2 separate regions of the Homo sapiens genome follow, and region 2 is linked to region 1. The links are chromatin contacts, found by Hi-C or POLR2A ChIA-PET in ENCODE. All regions are on one chromosome and are shown on one strand. Each heading gives the region's core, a stretch centred on a gene start or an enhancer-like site at or near the end of the contact. The rest is flanking DNA. Distances are from core to core; before and after follow the strand shown. Region 1 overlaps TMOD3 (tropomodulin 3). Region 2 overlaps LOC112268150 (a long non-coding RNA gene).

The links. A loop is a pair of places that touch in the nucleus more often than their neighbours do. ChIA-PET counts read pairs that join two places held with the same protein, here RNA polymerase II (POLR2A). Pooled maps may share reads with other maps.
Region 2: POLR2A ChIA-PET joins it to region 1 with 17 read pairs in Panc1. The contact joins two enhancer-like sites. A Hi-C loop is called at or near these places in 2 of 50 pooled maps. POLR2A ChIA-PET finds 5 or more read pairs at or near these places in 3 of 52 experiments (MCF 10A, PC-9 and Panc1).

What each region holds. Positions count from the first base shown.
Region 1 is chr15:51,845,176-51,848,066 of GRCh38, forward strand. All of the region lies in intron 1 of TMOD3 (tropomodulin 3), which reads left to right. Among named protein-coding and RNA genes, the nearest start is that of TMOD3, 17 kb to the left of the region's middle. Within about 2 kb of position 1,441, at least 7 of the 41 ENCODE cell types and tissues checked have a DNase peak (open chromatin) inside an H3K27ac peak, as active enhancers do.
Region 2 is chr15:52,070,187-52,073,166 of GRCh38, forward strand. All of the region lies in intron 1 of LOC112268150 (a long non-coding RNA gene), which reads right to left. Among named protein-coding and RNA genes, the nearest start is that of BCL2L10, 41 kb to the right of the region's middle. Within about 2 kb of position 1,590, at least 6 of the 41 ENCODE cell types and tissues checked have a DNase peak (open chromatin) inside an H3K27ac peak, as active enhancers do.

The DNA.
Region 1 (2,891 bases), core at 191-2,690:
GGGATGAAATGACTAGGTTTCAACCTTTGCCAAGTCTCATCTACTGGTAGTAGCTGCCTAAGGACTGAGGGAGGATCTGTGCTCAGTGAAAAAAAGGCTGTTTGATTTGCCGTGTTTGTCATGGACGTGGAAGAGCCACCTGTCAGAACCAGGACTATATTTTAGCTATTCTTCATCTAGCCCAGGAAACTAAGAAGAGATTAAAGTCAGAACCCCTAAGTCCATAGATCCGCTCACCCTCAGTCTGATGCTGGGAGCTAACTAAGTGCTAGACTTTTTCTCCTGAAGAATTTTGGTTCCAGCCAGGCACAGTGGCTCACATGTGTAATTCCGTACTTTGGGAGGCTGAGGTGGGAACATCGCTTGAGCTCAGGATTTTAGACCAGCCTGGGCAACATAGTGAGACCTCATCTCTACAAAAAATTTAAAAATTAGCTGGGCATGGTTGGCACACACTTGTTGTCCCAGCTACTCAGTAAGCTGAGGTGGGAGAATCGCTTGAGCCCAGAAGGTCGAGGCTGCAGTGAGCTGTCATCACTCCAGCCTGGGTGATAGTGGGAGACTCTGTCTCAAAAAATAAAACAAGGAAAGAATTTTGGTTTCCTCTGGGTTTTGTTTGTTTTTCCTCCTCTGGTGATAATTGAATCCTATTAATTACATAGGTTTGTCACAGTTTGTTATAGAGCTTGGAGAAGGACTTCGGAGTAATCAATCAAGGAGTCAGAAGGTACAGAAAATTCTCCTTATTCTAGCAAAGAAAGGGAGCTTCAGTTATATAATCTAGCTAAAATTAAAAACTTTTAAAAATCTATTTTTAAGACTGAAGATTTTTCCATTAAAATTTAAAAGTACACTACTGACTGAGCGCAGTGGCTCACACCTGTTATCCCAGCACTTTGGGAGGCAGAGGCAGATGGATTACTTGAGCCCAGGAGTTTGAGACCAGCCTGGGCAACATGGTAAAACCCCATTTCTACCAAAAAAAAAAAAAATACAAAAATAAAAATTAGCCAGACATAGTGGCACGCACCTATTGTCCCAGCTACTTGAGAGGCTGAAGTGGGAGGATTGCTTGAGCCCGGGAGTTTGAGGCTGCCATGAGCCATGTTCATGCCACTACACTTTAGCCTGGGTAACAGGCTCAAAACAAAACAAAACAAAACAAAACAAAAAACAAATCTAGTTTGAAGCCCAGGAAATTTGGAAGGATTGAAACTGAGGAAAAATAATACCTTTTGTTCACTGCGTAACATTCAACTTGCTCTCAGCATGATTTCTTTTAGACCTGGCCTAGTTTATTTTAGGTTTTATGTGTTCTTCAATGCTTACTAACTTGGTGGATTAAGAAAATTCTTGCAAGAGGAAAAATGAGTCATGGTGATACTTCCCTTTGGGGGAGAGAAAGAAAACTCTCAGATTAATCTCACCATTATGCACTTGGCATGGATTCAGCATTTTGATTGATGGCTGAGCATTGATAAATCTTTCCCTGTAAGCCACTTCATATCATATTTGGTTTTGTTCACAGTAGGACTGGTAGAAGTCTCTTTTTCAGTTAACCAGCAGAGATAAAGAACTCTGTAACCTTATTACCATCAGAGACTTGTTCGTATGATGTCATTTCTTTTTTTTAAAGATATTTTGAGTTTGCAACAACTGGGAAAAAACATTTCCCAGTCTACCCAGTCTATTAAACAAACAAACCAAAAAATTAAAAACTGAAAAACATTTGGTGCTGAGAAACTGGGTATGCTAAGGGTGTGGCTATTTTGGCATCCATCTTTGGTATGCACAGAGTGGGTTCCTCTTTGACCTTGCCCTGTGTCTCTGATGCTGCAGCTCCACTAAGAAGAAGAAAAAGGGGAGGTGGGACAGAACTGGGAGCTGGTTTGCTACTATTCGTCAGAAAAGGAAGTGGGGCACCTACAAGAGAGCCACGAAGTCTCTCAGCAGGGTCTTGTTGAAAGATTGTTTTTGAAGTGGTATGAATAACCTGTCAAGTATTTTCTTGTAATAATCACAGAACTAATCTGGCTACTTTCTACTTTAAGGTAGTCCTCCGTGATCTGCTTCTAATTACATCTCTTCTTTATTCTAGCCCTAACAAGTTTTTCTGCACTGCCTTCAGATTTCAAACTATTTTCTCTGCAATCTATAAATTTCATTTTTTAAAATGCAAGATGGCATTGGTAGCAATGGCAGGAAAGACAGGGCTACTTAGGTTGATTAGTTTCCATGGGACTTTTACACAGAATAATCAACCACTATTTTTTCAACTACTGTGTGCAAAGCAGCTATCTCACTGAGCTGTGCTAATATCTGAGTCAACAAACCGTAGCATCCCCAAAACGCCACAAAAATTATTAAAATACTGTCTTTTAAGCTTCATTATATAGAAGAATCAGTGAACCAAACAAAAGGATAAATTTAGCATCCAGTATATTTCCTTTAAAAAAGTCTTAGACAGGCATGGTGGCTCACGTTTATAATTCCAGCACTTTGAGGGTCTGAAGCAGGAGGATCACTTGAAGCCAAGAGACCAGTCTGGGCAAAGCAAGACCCCATCTCTATCCTCCTCCATTTGCTATCAAAGTAATATACGTTATATACAACTAAAATAAAATGGGCATTTTTTAGAAGGTAAATATGTGTGCCAATACAGTGCTTTGAGCGTGGTGGGTATTGCTACGGTTTGAATGTCTGTACCTTCCTAAAATTCATATGCTGAAACCTAATCACCAATATGATGGTATTAGGAGGTGGGGCCTTTGAGAGGTGAGTAGGTCGTGAGGATAGAGCCTTCATGAGTAGGATTCATGCCATTATAAAAGAGGCCCTAGAGAGCTGCCTTGCATTTCTATCATTTCAGGACACAGCTCCATCTGTGAATC
Region 2 (2,980 bases), core at 340-2,839, 230 kb after region 1:
ATTCTCCTATCAATCTAAACTTCTGGCCTTGACCTACAGATGGCTTCTTGCTCTAGCCATAGTGCCCACCAGCTCTATCCAACTTTTGGCTCCAGCTTCTGGTCCTTTCTCACCAGTCAAACCATTGCCCAAACAAATTAAGTGTAGCAGCTCTCAGACTCCAAAAGACTAGACTGAGCCCATGAGTCTGCAATTGCTTCCCCCACCCCACCCCCCAGAACAAGCATCTTCATTTAGAAGCCAAAAGCCTTGGAGTCATCTTAGACTCCTTTCTCTGAAAACTCACATCCAATCCATCAGTGAATCCCATGGCCATATCCAGAATCTGACCACTTTTCACCATCTCTATCGCTGCCTTGTGATCCAGTCCACCATCCCAGTCTGCTGGACCATGCCAATAGCCTCCTAACTGGCCACCATGCAGTTTATGGTCAGTACAGCAGAGTCATCCTTGTAAGTCCTAAGTCAAACCACATCACTCCTCTAGTTTCTCAAAATTTGAATGACTCCCCCTCCTGAGGGTAAATATCAATGTCTTTACCGAGGCTCACAGGCACCTCTCCACTGCCCCCTCCTGCGCTTGCATGGCTTCAACAGCACTGGGCCACAGTTGCTCCCACCTTAGGGTTTCTTACATGTTCTTCTGGCTGCCTCGAAAGCTCTTGGCCCAGAGAGCTGCATCACTCCCTCCCTCCCTCATTAGAAGTTTTTGTTCAAGGTCAGGAGATCGAGACCATCCTGGCTAACACGGTGAAACCCCATCTCTACCAAAAAGTTAGCTGGGCGTGGTGGCGGGCGCCTGTAGTCCCAGCTGCTCGGGATGCTGAGGCAGGAGAATGGCGTGAACCCAGGAGGCAGAGCTTGCAGTGAGCAGAGATAGCGCCATTGCACTCCAGCCTGGGCGATAGAGTGAGACTCCATCTCAAAAAAAAAAAAAAAAAAAAAAAGTTTTTGCTCAAATGTCACTTTATCACAGAGGCTGTGCCTGACCAGCGCATATAAAATAGCATGCATCCCATCACTCATATGCCCCTGCCCCGCTTGATTTTGCCTTCCAGCACATAACCACTGATGTGATATATCTTTATTTACAGATTGTCTTCCCCTGTTAGAATATAAGCTTCTTGAAGCAGGAACTTTGGCTCTATCCCCAGCCCCTGACACAGGGTGTGGGACATGGTGAGCACACTGTGTTTACTGAATGAAGGCATGAAGGAAACTAATGCTGACTGTCTCGTTTGTAAATTCCCTCTGGAATGATGGTGCTCTGGAACAGTGAAGCTCTGTAGATAGGGCTGGGGTTTGCTTATTAGTTTTTGGGTTATAGTATTCGTAGTTCTCCAACTTTGTGTAATTTGCAAAGGGTTATCTAACTTTGGGATTCCTTAGATGTCACTCTCCTGAACCAGCAAGCTCCAAGTTGCAATCCCAAGAGCAGTTAGAAATTCTCGGAATATGTAAGGCTGGTTGGGCTGGTTTATTATCCTTAATTGCATTGTCGCGTGTAGGTGCAGTTTAGGTGAACGATTGTACTGCTCCTGAGTCAGCTGCTCAACTGCTTCCCTGTTCTCCTTGCTGGGTTGACTGTACCTGTTAGGATTGCACAACATACTCGTGACCCAGTTAAGACAGCGCCATGCAGTTTGGTTTTCAACTGCCTCTGCGCTATTGCTATTCGTAGCCCTGCCAGCTGAACCAAGCCTAGATTATACATCTAACTCAGGATCTGCGGCAAAAGAAACCACCTCACGGTAGCCTTTGCAAAAACAGTAAATTTCTCAGGATTCAAGTGTGATTTGTGGAGCCCAAGAACTGGATCTCAGGAAGAACCAGAACCAGGCCAGGGGTGGGGGAGCACCAGCAGCCCAAGCAGGACTCTGCATCTCATCTCTGCTCTGTTCTTTTTCAGCCAGCTGGGCTTCTGATCCCAACAGTGGCTAGAAGACGGTTACTTACAGCTTCAACTTCAAATGGTAACCCTCCAGCTATATAGAGTTCTTCTGTCTGTCCATCCCTCTGCCTATTTCTCTCTCCCAATTCAAGGTTTCTCTGAAAGCAAATCATATTGGCCCTCCCACTAGTCTAGTTAGCTATGGCCAGGTGGCAGGGTTATGTTGAGGGATTGCTGCTGCTATTGGGAGTCAACCCTTGTTGATAGGGAATGGAAGGCAGGTAGGAGAATCATTTTTAGCTGGCTGTCTCCAAATGTACCTGCAACACATGGCAATAAATTATCTCTTCCTGCTTATTTTTCTTATAGTCAGTTGTCAGACATATTATTCTGTAGGGCACTGCTTCTCCAGCCAGACCTACTGGGGTCCTCCAGGCATTGATGTTACCAACTTGTCTTTTTTTTGAGACAGAGTCTGTCAGCCAGGATGGAGTGCAATGGAGCAATCTCAGCTCACTGCAACCTCTGCCTCCTGGGTTTAAGTGATTCTCCTGCCTCAGCCTCCCAAGTAGCTGGGATTACAGGGTCGTGCCATCACGCCTGGCTAATTTTTATATTTTTAGTAGAGACGGGGTTTCACCATGTTTGCCAGGCTAGTCTCCAACTCCTGACCTCAAGTGATCAGCCTACCTCAGCCTCCCAAAGTGCTGGGATTACAGGTGTGAGCCACTGCACCCAGCTTACTGATTTTAAAATTTTAATTTTTTTAGAATCAGGGTCTCACTCTGTCACCCAGGTTGGAATATAATGGCACGATCATAGCTCACTGCAACCTTGAACTCCTGGGCTCAAGTGATATTGGCTGCTTCAGCCTCCCGAGTAGCTGGGACTACAGGTGTGTGCCACTACTCCCAGGTAATCTTCTAAAACAGGTGTCCCTTTTTTTTTTTTTTTTTTTTTTGGTAGCATCAGGGTCTCACCATATTGCTCAGGCTAGTCTCAAACTCCTAGTCTTAAGCATTCCTCCAAGTGCTGGGATTACAGATATGAGCCACTGTGCCTGGCACTACTTATTTTTTTTTGAGACGG